2 separate regions of the Mus musculus genome follow, and region 1 is linked to region 2. A link is a loop called in an ENCODE intact Hi-C map of the cell type or tissue named here. Cell type or tissue: left cerebral cortex. All regions are shown on one strand. Each heading gives the region's core, and the rest is flanking DNA. Links, peaks and the distances in the headings are about the cores only. Region 1 has its middle 24 kb from the start of Lpcat4. Region 2 has its middle 39 kb from the start of Ano3.

What was found. A loop is a pair of places that touch in the nucleus more often than their neighbours do. Peaks named below come from ENCODE experiments on the same cell type or tissue, not always from the same donor. Only the 100,000 strongest peaks of a DNase experiment are listed, where the experiment ranks them.
Region 1: a loop joins it to region 2, with 9 times the contacts of the local background. A loop is called at or near these places in 5 of 42 quality-filtered maps.

What each region holds. Positions count from the first base shown.
Region 1 is chr2:112,211,772-112,220,112 of GRCm38, forward strand. No RefSeq gene overlaps it. Among named protein-coding and RNA genes, the nearest start is that of Lpcat4, 24 kb to the right of the region's middle. In left cerebral cortex, for the core only: a CTCF peak has its summit at 4,430 (motif pointing left); a DNase peak (open chromatin) is centred at 4,393.
Region 2 is chr2:110,984,936-110,993,276 of GRCm38, forward strand. No RefSeq gene overlaps it. Among named protein-coding and RNA genes, the nearest start is that of Ano3, 39 kb to the left of the region's middle. In left cerebral cortex, for the core only: a CTCF peak has its summit at 4,736 (motif pointing right); DNase peaks (open chromatin) are centred at 713, 1,026 and 5,182.

The DNA.
Region 1 (8,341 bases), core at 104-8,103, 1.2 Mb after region 2:
TGAGATTTGATGCCCTCTTCTGGTGTGTCTGAAAACAGCTACAGTGTACTTACATATAATAAATAAATAAATCTAAACAGAAAAAAAAAAAAAGAAGAAGAGGAGGAGGAGGAAGAGGAGTGTGGGGAGGAGAATGAAAAGTAGGGGAGGCTGAAACTTACACAAAGTTCAATGCCCCTTTTTGAAATTTATTTTTACACTCCATATTCCATTTCCTGCCCCCTCCATCCACCCTCCGACTGCTCCACATCCCACACCTCCTCCCCACCCAATGCCCTATCTCCCACCTCACCTGACCTCTAAACTCCCTGGGGCCTCCAGTCTCTTGAGGGTTAGGTGCATCATCTCTGAATGAACAATGACCCAGAAGTCCTCTAGTGTATGTGTGTTGGGGGCCTCATATCAGCTGGTGTATGCTGTCTGTTTGGTGGTCCAGTGTTTGAGAGATCTTAGGAGTCCAAATTAATTGAGACTGCTGGTCCTCCTACAGGATGGCCCTTCTCAGCTTCTTTCCAACTTCCCTAATTCAACAACAGGGGTCAGCTGCCTCTGTCCATTGGTTGGATGCAAATATCTGCATCTGACTCTATCAGCTGCTTGTTGGATCTTTCAGAGGACAGTCATCGATAGGCCCCTTTTTGTGAGCACTACATAGCCTCAGTAATAGTATCAGGCCTTGGGACCTCCCCTTAAGCTGGATCCCGCTTTGGGCCTGTTGCTGGACCTCCTTTTCCTCAAGCTCTTCTCCATTTTTGTCCCTGAAGTTATTTCCAACAGGAACAATTATGGGTAAGAGTTTTGACTCTGGCATGGCAACTCCATCACTCTACTTGATGCTCTGTCTTTCTACTGGAACTGGATCCCACTTTGGCTACCTGAAGACCCAGCTATACCACTCTTGGGAATATACCCAAAAGACGCCCCTCCATGCCACAGGGGCACCTGTCCCACTATGTTCATAGCAGGCTTATTTGTGATAGACAGAAGCTGGAAACAACCTAGATGTCCCACGACAGAAGAATGAATACAGAAAATGTGGCTCATTTACACAATGGAATACTACTCAGCTATTAAGAATGAGGACATCCTGAAGTTTGCAGGCAAATGGATGGAACTAGAAAATATCATCCTAAGTGAGGTAACTCAGACCCAAAAGGATGTGCATGGTATGCACTTACTAATAAGTGGATATCATCCAAAGGGGGAGGGAAGTACAGAATACCCAAGATACAGTCCACAGAACTCAAAAAGTCAATAAGCTGAAGTGCCCACGTGAGAATGCTTCAGTCCCACTTGGGAGAGAGAAGAAAGCAATCACAAGTTTGGAGGGAGGAAAGCACCTGGGAGGAAAAGTAGATGGGTGGGAAGTGAGAAGGGGAACCTGATCTGGTATTGGGTGAGGGAAAAGGACTGAAGTCCTGAGGGCCAGCAGAAAGAATGAAAACAGGCAACCTTGAGAAATAGGAGGTTGGGGGGGGGGACCCTCCAGAATGCACCAGAGACCTGGGAGGTAAGAGACTCTCAGGAATCAAAGGGAGGGACCTTAGATGAAATGCCTGACAGTAAGGAGAGGGAACTTATAGAGCCCACCTCCAGCAGAAAGACAGGGCATCAAGTGAGGGATGGGGTTGCCATCCCACAGGCACAACTCTGACCCATAATTGTTTCTGTCTGAAAGAATTACAGGAATGGGGAGTGGATGGGTAGGGGAATGGGGGGAGGGTATGGGGGACTTTTGGGATAGCATTGGAAATGTAAATGAGGAAAATACCCAATAAAAAATTTTAAAAAAAAGAATTACAGGAATGGAAATGGAGAGAAACCTGAAGAAAAGAAGGTCAATGACCTTTTATAGTACATACTTTACCTTGTCTTAAAAATGAGCAACTAGGCCGAGGACCCTGGGCTGGGAGTTTGCCTGCCCTGGCTCTACTCACTGCGGCAGCCCAGCTCTTGGGAGCCAATGGAGCAAGTGGGGCCGACCGTAGCGAGCAACCTTCATTCCCAGCAACCACATGATGGCTCACAACCAGCAGTACAGCTACAGTGTACTCATATACAGAAAAAAAAATTTTTTTAATTAAAAAAAAATTTTAAGTTTAAAAAAAAACAAAGCAACCAGAAGTAAATGTTTAACTTGACACTCATTGTAGGTTCTAGAGTCTAAAGAATTAGATGTTTATGTCAACAGGAACAATTTCCTTTTGTGGAAAAAGCGTATATGACTGTCCTACCTTTGAGTAGGAAAAAAAAAAAAAAAAAAAGCTACCAAAACACACCTCTCGTCCGTCCCAGCACTCAGGAGGTTGAGGTGGAATTGTAAACTCAAGACTACCCTGAGCTGCATAGCAAGACTCTGCCTCAAAAGAAGAAAAGAAAAACATGGAGAAAATTTTAGTATTTGGACTTTCATGAAATTTTTTGGTAAACAATAATATTATAAAGAGGGTCACATTCACTTTAATGTGCTCATCGAATGATGAGTTCATGTGCAAAATATGACTCTGTTTTGAAATTAAGTGGAATAGTTTCAATAATATCAAGGAAACAACTGGCTGCTGAGATGATGAATAGAACTCCACCTCAGTACTAAATTAGGACAGTTAGGTTAATAAAACTGAGTTAATTTTATAAACCATATAGAAGAGCAATTGAGTTCAGAAACTGAAAGAATAAAGGATTGAATGAATAAATATAAATAAGTAAACAAGTGAGCTGTTTCTTCCTATTATCATGCCTTCTTACTTCTCCACTAAAAATAGAATCTCAGTTGTCTAGTGAGACCTGCTTGGTGGTTAAAAATATGAACTGTATATATAACCTGTCTAGGTTTAAGCACTAACCTTATCATTACTTTCATGACCTTGAGCAAGTTACCCATGCTGTGTGCCTTGTTTCCTCACTTTAATTACTGTTCTCACTTAGTACTGGCTGTAAACCACACAGACCAATTCCATGAACATCAAACAACCCCATTTTTAAGTGATGCAACTATCCCCATGTAGTGATGGGAATTGAAACCACTGGGTTCAGTAATTTGTTCCATGTCACATTATTAGTATGTACAGGAGATTTGAACCTGTATGTCTTGGTGCCACCTAGCAGCACTGTTCCAAACACAGCCAAACAATTAGTATAATGTTGATAATGATGAGGTTTCAATGATGATGTTGGTGATGTTTGATGGTGGTGGTGGTGGTGGTGATAATGGTGGAGGTGGTGGTGGTGGTGGTGATAATGGTGGTGGTGGAGGTGGTGGTGGTGGTGGTGGAGATGGTAGTGGAGGTGGTGGTGGAGGAGGTGGTGGTTGATCATGGTGGTAGTACTGCTGCTGTCATAATAAGAATATAACTAAGCAATTGGGAGATAATTTCCAAGCACAAAGGATCTCTTTTCTTCATCTGCATCATTCCCCTTTTGTCCTAAATATTAGACAATCAATCTGCTCTATCTCCTCTTGTGATAAGGTATCAACTACCTCTTGACCACTGGCTTGGGGTCCAAGCACTACACAACTGAAGTCAGTAGCTGTAGTCCTTTTGTTGGGGTCAAACAAATGAGATTTACCCTAAGTGCTGCCATCTCATTTTCAGACTCCACTTTGATCATAAGGTAAAATGAAGTTCAAGCTCGCAGATTCTGAGGGAGATGGGGACTTTCCTCTCATTCCTTTTTTGTCCCTCAAACATGGTGATTGTTCTTAACCAGGACAAGAACAAATGATTCTGATTGATGAAATTGTAGCTGTACCTTGGCATAGATGCTTATGGGCCTTATAATCTGCTTAAATAGTAACTAAGACTTTGGGACACAGTCAGTTTCTGAGGAGTGCTGTTGTTTCTGACTGATCAGTTTTTGTTCCTTAATTCAAATAAAGATCTTGCTTTGCTAGACTCTCATGACTGCTTGGGTTGTTTTGGTTTTTCATCCCCAACACGTCTAACACTTACATGCATTACCACATCTCTCTTGATAGGGTGAAGGAGTGACATCTCTTTTCATCCCTTCATTCTCTCTTTTTAGAAAAATTACTGCTCATTTGAGACATTTATTGAAGCCATTCAGAGCACATGCTTGAGAAAGTTCTTCTTGCTTAATATGAATTTGAGTTCTGACAAAAATACCTTCAGTCTGGACACTTTGTCTGAAAATGAAGGATAATGATTCTGCATTTTTATCACCTGCCTGGTAAGTATTGTATAGTTGCTTCCATTTCCTCACAGAACTCCTCCCAGTGCCTCTGGTTCAGTATTTGCAGATTCTTCCCACTCCAGTGGAGAACAACATGTACAGAGTGACCTAAACAGCACAGCTTTTTGAAACATCATAGAAAGTGGGCTGGTTGCTTCATCAGGTAGATCTGGTTTCAGTGGAGCATTTCCCCTGGCTTACCCTTAGTACAACTGTGGGTTTGATGGTAACGGAGTGTTACTGCCACCTAGTGTAACTCTTGTGAATAACCAGTCTACAAGGTGCTTTTTCCCCCCTAAGAAAAACTTGAAATAAGCCCCTTCTAACATTTTATATAAAGAGCAGTAATGTTGCTGAGATGCTCCAAAACTCACACCCCTTCTTCCCTCCCTCCCTCCCTCCCTCCCTCCCTCCCTCCCTCCCTCCCTTCCTTCCTTCCTTCCTTCCTTCCTTCCTTCTGTCCAATGATGATAGAGGCAATAAACAAAGCACAGTTGGTGCTGACAAAGTTGGGATCCAAGGATGCTCCTCAGAGGTGAGAGAGCAGAACAAGCTTCTAACACATACATTCAAGTCAGACTCACCCAGGCTGTGCTGGGCCTTCACAGACTCTCCAGTTTGGAGTTCAGCCCTATATGACTTAGTGCCTAGAGACACTGGCTAGAGCTCATGCCTCCTGAGTGCCTGAAAATGCCTGTTTTCTCCTTCCAGACATACCTGTACAATATGTACTTCACCCCTTCCAGCCAACAATTAAAGGAGAATGAATATTCCTCCTCAGGAAGGGTATGTCATGTGGGAAGAATGACAATCCTTCTAGTGGGATTTTTTAACCTGGTTGTGTTATGTTTTATGTGAATATGCTTTTGTTATAATCCCAGGTGTGGGATATGGGACTGCTTCTGACTATCCACAGCAGCCGACTATGATTGGTCTCGTGCTCTGGTAGGGGCATGATTCTGGCAGCTAAAGACAGTTTACATTTGGAATTCTAGAGACTCTTGAGAAGGTATGAGAGAGGTCAGAGCCCTGAGAGAGGGGGTGGTCGCTGCTGCCTGTGACACTGGTCCTCACTGCTGCTTGCTCTTGCTTTGCTTGCTCTTTTGCTGCTTTTGCCAAATTCCAAAAGACTGGTTTGCTGGTTGGAGATGCCCTAAGAAAATTGGACTTGCCCTTAGGAACTGGATGCCCCAAATCAGCAGGAAGTAGTCTAAAGAGATCTATGCCCCCTTTCTCCTCTAACCTTCTTTCTCACCTACCTAGTGCTGGTGGGTTGGTAGGCACTAGGGTGTAGAGAGGTGGTAGATATGAGAACCCAATAAAATAGCCCAAAAGTACGGTTACAGATCATCCCAAGCACTTCCCTCAATACCCTATTACAACCATGCCTTAAAACTGTCAGGATACAATCAGTTGTTGAGTAAAAAAAAAAAAAAAGTAATGTAAATGTTCGTATGGGAGCTAAAGTAGCTGACACATATAAAGTCCTTGAGGAGCTCAGTTGGGAAGAACACTTGTTACAGGATATTTGACCACACTGTGAAGCCCAAGATTATGTTGCTTACTGGGAAAACCTGTTTCTAGTTGTACTGTAGCTCAACCCTAGCACACGCCTTTCCTCCAGGAACTTTTTGTGTATTGTAAACAGGATTAAATCAAGTCAACCATAGGTCAAGAGGCAGAGCAAGCAACCAGCTGACATGGTGTAAACAGGAATAAGAAAAACAGCGAGAAATGTAAATGAGGAAAATACCTAATTAAAAATATTTTAAAAGAAAAAGAAAAACAGAGCGAGTAAGAGGAAGTCAGAGGGCCAGACAGAGAGACGCACAGGAAGTGGAAAGGAGGTCCGTTCAGTTTGAAGAGTTCTTGAGACACCATGGAGAAGAACTTCCTTTTGGGATGCTGGCTGTGGAGGAAGGTCAGCTGGGTGCTTTCTCTGCTTCTCTGAGCTAGCAGGCTTTTACCCCAGCATCTGACTCCCGAGTCTTTATTAATAAATGGAAAATTGATTTTGTTAAAATCATACTTTACAGGTTCTCGCTCCCCTTCATTGGGTATTTCAGCTAATGTCATCCCCACTGGGCCCTGGGAGCCTCTTGCTTTCCTGGCATCTGAAACTTTCTAGTGGCTACCCCCAGTTCCCCATCCCCCCCACTGCTACACATCTCCATTCACATTCTGGCTCACCCAGCAGGACCTGAGTTCAAATCAGTGGCACCCACATAAAAATCTGGACAGGGCTACAAACACCCCTGTTAACTCCCACACTGGGAGGGTAGGAGGCAGGGAAGGGGGTTGGGGGTTCCTCTGGGGCTTTCTAGCTGCCAGCCTACTCCTACATTCAATGAGAGAACCTAGTCCAAGAGAATATATGGAGAGTGACAGAGCAAGATACCTGGTATCCTATTCTGGCCTCCAAATTCTTATATGGGTGCATGCACCTGGACACATGTGCAAACATATACATACACCCTACACACACTCACACACACATAAGCTATATGGGAGAATTGGTGAGAGGGTAAATATTATCAAAACATTATATAAAGCTCTCAAATAGTAAGCATTATTTTTAAAAATTAATTTTTGGGGTTTTTTTTTTTTTTTGTCTTTGATTTAGTTTGGTTTAGGTTTTTTGTTTGTTTATTTGGTTGGTTGGTTGGTTGGTTGGTTGGTTGGTTGGTTTGGTTTGGTTTTTGGTTTTTGAGACAGGATTTCTCTGTGTAGCCCTACCTGTCCTGGAACTTGCTCTGTTGACCAGGCTAGCCTTTAACTCAGAGATCAACCTGCCTCTGCCTCCCAAGTGCTGGGATTAAAGGCATGCACCACCACAGCCCAACAATTAATTAAATTTTTCTTTACAGATAATACAAAATGCGCTTACAGTATTCCCCTTTCCACCCTTGCCCAACAGAATGAACTTTTTCAATGAGCGAAGCAAACCATGCTTTGTCTGTGCTCTGTCCTAACCTAGCTACCTCCAACCCTTACACTGGCCACGGCTACTAAGAAGATAGAAGATACATTTCCGAAGATGAGAGTCAACTTCCCTACTGCATCCTAATGATGGAGAAATAGTAGTGGCTGCTGAGGGACTGTTCCCTGTCCTGATGTCCCTGGACAGACCAGCTTCTCTGCACAACTGAGCATGGCCAGTGGATCCTATCTCTTCCTTACAGCCTCACAGTGAGATCCCAAGATGGATGTGTGCAGTTCTTCACTGGGCAATGTTTGGATGATCAGGTCATTCTTCAATTTAACACAGAAAACAACAGGGCAGTGCCTTGGGCACTGTGAACAGAAACACCTGGGCACAGACACCCGGAACACTGAGTCCCAAGAGTTGACCAAGAACGAGGAAAAAACCTCAGAGTAGCACTGGCAGATGGCCATGCCCTGGGGGAGCACGAAAGAGGTGTCTGTGGGCAGAGCAAAAAGATGTGAGGGTTTCCCTGGAAGGGTGGGGTAGAGATCAGACTCTTCTCTGTTTTCAACTTGCAGTGGATGGAGGGGGATAAGAAAGAAAGTCTGCAGATCTCACCCAGAAGTGGATTATGACTCAGCAGGCACGGGGGGGGGGGGGGGAGGGGGGGGCACAGAGGGGAACTAACAAGGGTCAGCTCTGGGATGAAGCTTCCCAGTTAGGGAAAGACGAGGAAGGGGTGCAAAAGGTCAGAGCAATCCCAGCTGAGTGGGAGCCCCATTCTGTCCAGAAGATTTGAGGCTACAAGACTCAAGAGGAAAACTAAAGTAGGGGCTTCTGGGATTTCCAGTATGGTGGAAAGTCTGCCTTCTCCTATCTCTATCTTTCCGATGACCATACTCACCACACCTGGATGTTGCTCCATCTGCAGCTCCTCCACGAGAAGAGTCCAGAAGGACTAGGACATGGATGTCATTTGAAGTAAGTCCTAATAGGCTCATGTCAAGGACAACTGTGTGGAAGATTCCAGAGATCTTGTCTTCAAGAGAGCTTCAAAAAGGTAATGGAGTCCCCAGCCATGACTGTGACCTGTAGCATGACTGTGGAAAAGCATCATCAGCATCGCATGTTTGGGTCTCCAACCCAACCTGGGAATCCCTCTCTGACCTGCACCCTACGTAGCATGGGCATATAGCCGGATGGCGTCTTGCTCTATTAGGATCA
Region 2 (8,341 bases), core at 124-8,123:
AACTCATATTCTAATGAGAACACATTTACCTCAAGTACCTGGAGTAATTTTGTACATAAATCACTGCACATAAAAAAAGTTGCCAACCAAAAGGAACAACAACCTTCTTTTAATGCCAATTATTAAGGATAAAATTTTAAATTAATTAATTTATTTGTGTGTGGGGGGGGGGTTGGGAGGACTGGGCAAACAAGTTATATGTGCACATGAAAATTAAAGGACAACTTTGAGGAGTCAGTTCTTTCCTTCCATCATGTTGTTTCCAGAAACAGAGTTCAATTTCTGGAACCAATGTTTGTCTTAATAATTTCCAGTATTTGACAAAACCTTAGTCTTAGCAGCTAAGAGAAATAAAGGACAATTGACAATATCACAGAACATAGAGTCTTGACGTTTGATCAACATGTTGTTTGTCTTTCAGAGAAAAGCCCACCCTCGACCACCTCTCAGGGTGATGTGTTAACAACATCATTTGCATTTTCTGAGCATTTGTTCAGATGTAGATTTTCATGTCAGAACTAATGAATTGAAATCTGTTTTATGAAAATACCTTGAAGTAATTTATCTAACTTAAGGTTTTGAAAAATGACACACTTCAGAAATTCTCAGTCTGGTGCCCATTTGCATGAGTTGGAAAACAAGAGGAAGCAAGACTGATGTCTCAATTTTCCTTCTAGGTTCTGACTCATTTACCTGAGTATCTGAGATTTTGGAAATGTTCCAAAGGCTTTTGTCGTGTGTCTAGATTTTAGAATCTCTGAGCTAAGTACTGATGAATCATGTCCCCTTTATAGAGATGTAAATTTTTTTCACATGCTCTATAGATATAAAAAAAAAATGTTAAGAGAGGTCAAAAGCCCATCCTTTGATGTTGATAATGTCTTCTTCTTGACTATGCTATTGCATGTTCTCTGTACGCCTGAGCTTTGCTCCATTTCAGGGATGCTCAGGCTTTAGAGGACTCACTTGGCTGTCTCCAGATGGAAAGCAGAGCTCCCAGAAGCCTAAGGGACTGGCCATCTGTTAGGATTAGCAGGTCCTAAACAAAAGATGGTATTTGCCATGTTTAGAGGCAACAAATAAGAAATATCAAGGCCTTTCAGAACTCACAGAACCTTGTGTGTCAGATCCCCTGCTGGAAGACAATCCTAAATTAGAAACACATGCTTCACTGAAAAAGAATTCATCTGGCAACACCTTAGGGGCTCCATTTTGAGTGATGAGGACATCGCACAGATTATAGGACACTGCAGCTTCTACCCAAGTGCGCTTGCAATGAAAAGGGACTTGCAGGACTTCCTCATCTGCCCTTTGTGCATCACATCAGAAACCCATACTCCCACATAATGAGCATGACTGAGACTGTGCGCGTGAAATCATAAGCTTGACACCAAGAACCTGTGCCCTCTTTATGTTCTTTTAATAAAAATACATTGGGAGTAACACCAGCTAACTTTTCACTATTTCAAAAAAAAATGGATGCTCCTTTAAAATAACCACAGCATGGTAAATAAGACACAGCCAATAAGTATATGAGTTATTAAAGCAATAATGGTGGGCCTATCAAGTTTAAGAGGACATATATTGCTTAATAAAAGATTTTAGATTGTTACTCTATCAGTATTAACATTATTTCATTGCCAATTATGAACATTTTGAAAATATTTTCTTTGTATCTTATTCTCTCTAGAAAGTTTGAAATCTAGATTCTTGTCTAAAACATGCTTAAAATTTTGTAAAGTATATAAAAAAATCTGAACTATACTAGAATAACAACTGTGAGATAAGACCATGAAGGGAAGAGTATTTGCCACTCTCTTCTTGAGTTGTTTAGGCACAAGAATCAATCACTCAGGTCCTAGTTCCCATAAAGCACATGTGAGTGGCATTCTTTTTTTTTTAATTAAGTATTTTCTTCATTTACATTTCCAATGCTATCCAAAACGTCCCCTATACCCTCCCCCTACTCCCCTACCCACCCACTCCCACTTCTTGGCCCTAGCATTCCCCTGTACTGAGGCATATAGAGTTTGCATGACTAATGGGCTTCTCTTTCCAATGATGGCCAACTAGGCCATCTTCTGATACATATGCAGCTAGAAACAGGAGCTCCGGGGGGTACTAGTTAGTTCATATTGTTGTTCCACCTATAGGGTTGCAGATCCCTTTAGCTCCTTGGGTACTTTCTCTAGCTCCTCCATTGGGGGCCCTGGGATCCATCCAATAGCTGACTGTGAGCATCCACTTCTGTGTTTGCTAGGCCCCAGCATAGTCTTACAAGATACAGCTAATTCAGCAAAAATCTTGCTAGTGTATGCAATTGTGTCAGCGTTTGGAGGCTGATTATGGGATGGATCCCCAGGTGTGGCAGTCTCTAGGAGGTCCATCCTTTCATCTCAGCTCCAAACTTTGTCTCCATAACTCCTTCCATGGGTGTTTTGTTCCCAATTCTAAGAAGGGCCAAAGTGTCCACACTTTGGTCTTCATTCTTGAGTTTCATGTGTTTAACAAATTGTATCTTATATCTTGAGCATTCTAAGTTTCTGGACTAATATCCACTTATCAGTGAGTACATATCATGTGAGTTCTTTGGTGATTGAGTGTCTGGGCATATATCCAGAAGATGTTCCAACTGGTAAGAAGGACACGTGCTCCACTATGTTCATAGCAGCCTTATTTATAATAGCCAGAAGCTGGAAAGAACCCAAATGTCCCTCAACAGAGGAATGGATACAGAAAATGTGGTACATTTACAAAATGGAGTACTACTCAGCTATTAAAAAGAATGAATTTATGAAATTCCTAGGCAAATGGATGGACCTGGAGGGCATCATTCTGAGTGAGGTAACCCAATTACAAAGGAACTCACATGATATGTACTCAGTGATAAGTGAGTGGCATTCTTGCTGCTGTACAGTAAAATGTGCTGCTGCATGATGTGCCACAAATAATCCAAGCCAGCCCCCTAGAGTAGCATGGCTAATAGCAGAAGGCTATCTCTTCTGGGAGATTAGGAATGCTCCTGACAAATGAATGTGATCTCAGGACAGTCTAGATGCCCTTCCTGTTCTGTGAGACAGGAGGCCTGAAAACATTAAACAGTAAAGATACTTCACAATTTCACATGTCAGCACTGAGGGGAGCAACTACATTAAAGGTCATTGTGGCTGCTCAATGTAGCTAACACCCTTGTGATAATGCTTACTCCATACCTGGAGTAAACAGTCATAGAACTAGAGACATCTCCTGTTGCCTCCAGTCATATTAAGTTATAAGAGACTTGAGGCCCCATGGAAGAGGTATGCCGGGAGTGTAGGGTGAGCACCATTTCAGAAGTAAGGGGGAGAGGGAATGTAATGAGGAACTGTGGGAAGAGGGACGAGGAGGGGGAAGGGCATGGTTGGAATGTAAATAAATAAAATAACTAATTAAAAAGGTAACATAATGGCTAAAATGTAAAAAAAAATTTAGCAAATAAAAATAAAACAAAAACAAAACAAAAAGAGTTAACAACTGGGAATATCATCCTTGAGAATAGTGTTCTAAGCACAGAATCCTCTTGTGGGAAAGGTAGACTTTGTGTAGGTCTTGGGAATGAAACAAAGATTACTGCTCTCCAGATGGTGTATACTCTTGAAGAATAGCTGAACTCACTAACAACAGCAAGCATTAGTTGTTTTTGTTTACTTTTTTTCCCATCACATGTCCTATAGCTCTATGGGAGCCCACTGCCATTTTGAAAGTCTGAGCTGAGCAATCCACCAATGGAGCACAGTAAACCTGTAGCCCCTCCCCCTCCCCCGGCCCCTAAGGACTTATCCCCAGATACTACTCGCCATTTAAAGTTTGGTGGCTTTTTAAAAGATTTTATTTTCCTTTTCAGGTTGTCTTCGTTTGCTTTGACTTATAAATCACACAAAGCAAAATGGGAAACGGTGGGTGACAGGTATCTTTCTGTGTTGATTCCTCTATTTTGCATCAGTGTCTATTCAATCACTTTTTGTTTCATTTGTTATTTAGTCAGTGGCTTATGTGGATTGTGAGTGTATTTTAGAAGTGAAATTTATAAATTTTTATGGTTTTGTGCCAGCCAAGCTATAGGTTCAGAGAAACAGTGCTAGGGTAAGGGAGCTGGTGTCTGTATGGCCAAAAGCCTAAGATCTGTGTATGTGAAAAGTCATGATAGGAGATAAGAAGAAAGATTGCTAATAGCTGAGTTCTGAGTGGCTTATTTAATGATTGCCAGGACACTTATGCTTTAGCTTATTAGCAACATAACCCACAATTCAGCTATCTATAGATGGGAATCAAAACAGTTTCTTTACTATTACGTATATTGAAGTGTTTCATCATAATGGGATCTGCCTATACAAAAGTTTGTCTACATTTCGACTTTGGAAAGTTGCCTTCATGGATCTTTCTCTTACTCTCTCCTCCATCTCCCCTCTGCTCCCTCTTTCTTTCCTGGCTTCCCTCTCCCTTCTCTGGCATCTCTGGCCTTCTGTCTGCACTTCTCCTCCAACTCTCCTGTTCCTTCACTTAATCAATTTCTATTTTTAATAGAGACTTCATTTATTTCAAGATATCCAAAATTATTCTAAGGAAAACTATCCAACTAAACAGTTACTTAGTGAAACTGAGAGACATTTAATTACCTTTTGTGTGCATAGTCAAGACAGAAAAATAAATAAATAAATAAATAAATAAATAATCCCTGCTGTGTAAATTGAAGAACTACCACTAGAGGGTAGAGTTGTTTCAGATATGATCAAGTGACACAACTGTTTAATTTACACAATAGCTACAATGGTATTTATGTCAACAACTGGAGAAAATATTACTGTGAAAGGTCAGTGTGCCAAGTGACAGAGGAAACTCCATGTGCGCTACTCACTCACGAGCCAACGCAAACAGTCCTGCCCATTAAAACCCACAGGGAAAGGAAGATTAAATACGTGAAGATTGACATTTTATTGGAGAATACTTCCAGAGGGACAACAGTAATGGGAAGGAATCCAGTAAGTTGTTTTATCTTTATATCAGAGAAGTGTGGGCATACACAGTTATGCGACATAGACTTTGTGATTGAATCTGTTGTATTCCTGTCAAAAAGAGTAGGCAGTTCTTACAGACTTCAGGAAAGAGCTATAAGTTATGCTGTTTCTGTCTGGAATAATTACATAGCTTTTCTGCTCTTTTTCTTACTTCCTACTTCTCTCATCTCCCTAACTCCATCTCCAACTGATGGCCTCTTTTTTTGTTTGTCTTTGTTTTTGTTAAATCTTGTGTTGCTACACACAGACACACACACACACACGTAGACCATATAAATATAACCTGCTGAGTAACTTAGCATGACTCATATGTATATGATTTCAGTGTTGCCTGCTTTGTGCTGGATAATTACTTTTGGGTTTATTTTGGGGGAGAAGTTATTTCTCACTCTCTAGAAAATCATTTGTTACCTGCAGCTCTTTGTCTAGGAGTAAGACCCATGAAGGTTTCCCCCTTCTGCATTAGCATGTCAGCTGATACTTCCATTGTTTAGATCCTGTTTAGGTAGACATAACTGTTGTAGCATGATGGTTGCAGCTTTTTTGTCCCTTCTGGGAGATACAACCTCACTGGAGACTTCTGAGTCCTCTGCTTTTCCAACTTTTCTGTCCCCAATTCTTCAGTGCTCCCTGAGCCTTCTGGGCAGATTTGACGTAGATTCATCAGTTGGAGCTACACATCTTATGATCTGCTTATCTTTGCATTATGACCAGTTGTGATTTTCTATAATTGTCTCAATTTGCTCTAAAGTGAAACTTCATTGATGAGAGGTGAGAGCTACACTTATCTGTGAATATGTGGATAATTTTATAATGTAGTTAGGAATTATTATTGTCTAGTAAAGTGGAAGCAGTGGGTTCTCTTCTAAGATCGATGACCAGTAGTTGACCATTTCTAGTAGCAGGTGTGATTTTCCATCCATTGAGCAAGCCTTAAGTAAGATTAGCTATCTGTTAGTTACCACCTAGATATGAGTGCCAATTCCAAACCTTCATAGAAATCTTGTGATATTGGTGCTCTCTGTAGGCCACAGGCGTCACACCTGGATAGCGCTACTGATTATTTTTCTTCCTTGACAGCTTTCAGAATACCTTCTGATTCATGAATGTGGGGCAGCAAGAAAGAGGTTTCCAGGTTAGATCCATGTGAAATCTTTCTAGTCCTGTGCCAAAATATGTTGTATCTTTAATACTAGACATCTACCTTCAATGTCTGAGAGGTAACCAGTGTTTGAGGGCAACAACAATAGCAAACATTGCTTAGGAGTCAATAGGACTGACTAATACCTTGAATAGAGGTTTCTTATGCCAGGTACTTGAGTTTTTGTTAGTCCATGTCTCTTGAACACTGGCAGCCCAAGTGGTATAACTTTATGTAGGACACACACACACACACACACACACACATCTAGTGACTAATATAATATAATATAATATGTATAGTTCAACAAACATTTTTTGGCTCTTGATGCCCTCACTGTCATTCCTTGACTAGTAGTTAGATGTCAGGAAGAACACTATAATGACAAGGGCATGCAATGGAGAGCAAGCCAGTAAGCAGTACTCCCCCATTGCCCCCACCTCAGTTCCTGCTCTGCTTTAGTCCTTGCTTTGGCTTTTCTGATTGACACACTAAAATCAGGGCATGTAAATCAAATAAATACTTTTCTCCCCAAGTTGTTGTTGATCATGTTCTTTATCATAAGCAAAACCAAATGAAGACAAGAGAAAATTGCTGAGGCTGAAAAAATACTATTTTATGTTATTTTTCTTGATAGTTATAATCATTTGTCTCACTGGGAAATAATGTTTAATAAATTGCTTTGGTTTATGGATGTGTTTGCACAATTTTACAAACAAGGAGTTCAGCATTTAGAGTCAAAGAAAACCAGGCACTTAATGTTTGTTTTAAAAAAAACATGCAGTGAAAAAAAAATCAAAGTTCTCCAAACATTGTTTTAGAGTTTTAGTATCCTCTAAAGAATCATATTTTACTCTTATGAGACTGTAATCATGAAATACTGCAGTATATAAATGAAATATAGTATTATTCTTCTCTACTTTTTCTAGTTGATTTGGCCATTCCCATTAAATAAAACATTTTTGGTACATTGTATTTCATCTCAGTAGCCTGCATCTAAATATGTCCATTTAAAGTTAAATACAGACTTATATTTCTTTTATGCTGACCAGTTTCAAAACTATTATGAATAAAGCTTAAAATTGAAAGTATTATCATAAAGATAACTACTCATCCATCTATGATTATATGAACAGGTAAATAGAATTCAGAAAATTTTCAAATCAATTCTTTCATTTTTATATTACAGGGCTAAGGCTTTTTATGAATAATAAGTTAAATCGTATTTCTTTAATATAACTTTCCTTCTCTTTTTCCTTGGCCTCCACCCTTCCTTCCTAACAATGGCTGACAGTTTAATTTTTTTTTGTTTAATATCTATATAAATAAAACAAGTCAAGGGAACAATATATATTTTCTCAATTAGATGTCATCTTCTGTTGGTGCATCTTTCTGATACCTGTGAGAGACTACAGTAGTAAAATAGGACCGTGGAGAAACCTGTGAGTGAAATGAGCTAGGAAATATATCTTAGTTTGCTATAGCTACCACTGTAACAGCAATAGCACCTGGAGTTGATGTGACAGGAGCCATTTTCTTCTGATCATAATAACCTTCAGTAATTTAGATGATATATCTAATAGCCTGTAGTTCTTTGTGTGGACTGAGATTTCCCTCATCTTCTTTAGCATTTCTATAGTAGTTTTGCCTGTTTAGGCAAAAGCATCTAATTGTTTATCCAATATAGATTGGTCAACCCTGAAAATATAGAAGTCTAAGTAACATTATAAATGAGCAGGTTGTACTCATGTTTAGAAGTGTGTGTGTGTGTGTGTGTGTGTGTGTGTGTAACAATAATTAATGAAGAAAAGGCTGTGAATTTGAAAAGAGCAGGGAGAGGTGGAAAGGGAAGGGAAGATGGACATTAGTAATTATAACCTGAAAAGGTAAAATTAAAACAGAAACAGACAGAGGGACCCAGAGCACTGAGATGGCATAATATTAAGGCATTCATGCACTATAGTTCAGCCATTTAACTGGTTGTTTGCCATTTGCAGCTTGTCTTTGAACACTTTCTATTTGTTTCCCATTCTTCAAAACAAGATTCTAAATTTGCATACAAAAGACCAATCTAAATGACAATGATATTAAGCACTAGGGCTAATAACTCTAGGAGAAAAACAAATCCTAAGATTTAATCTGTAAT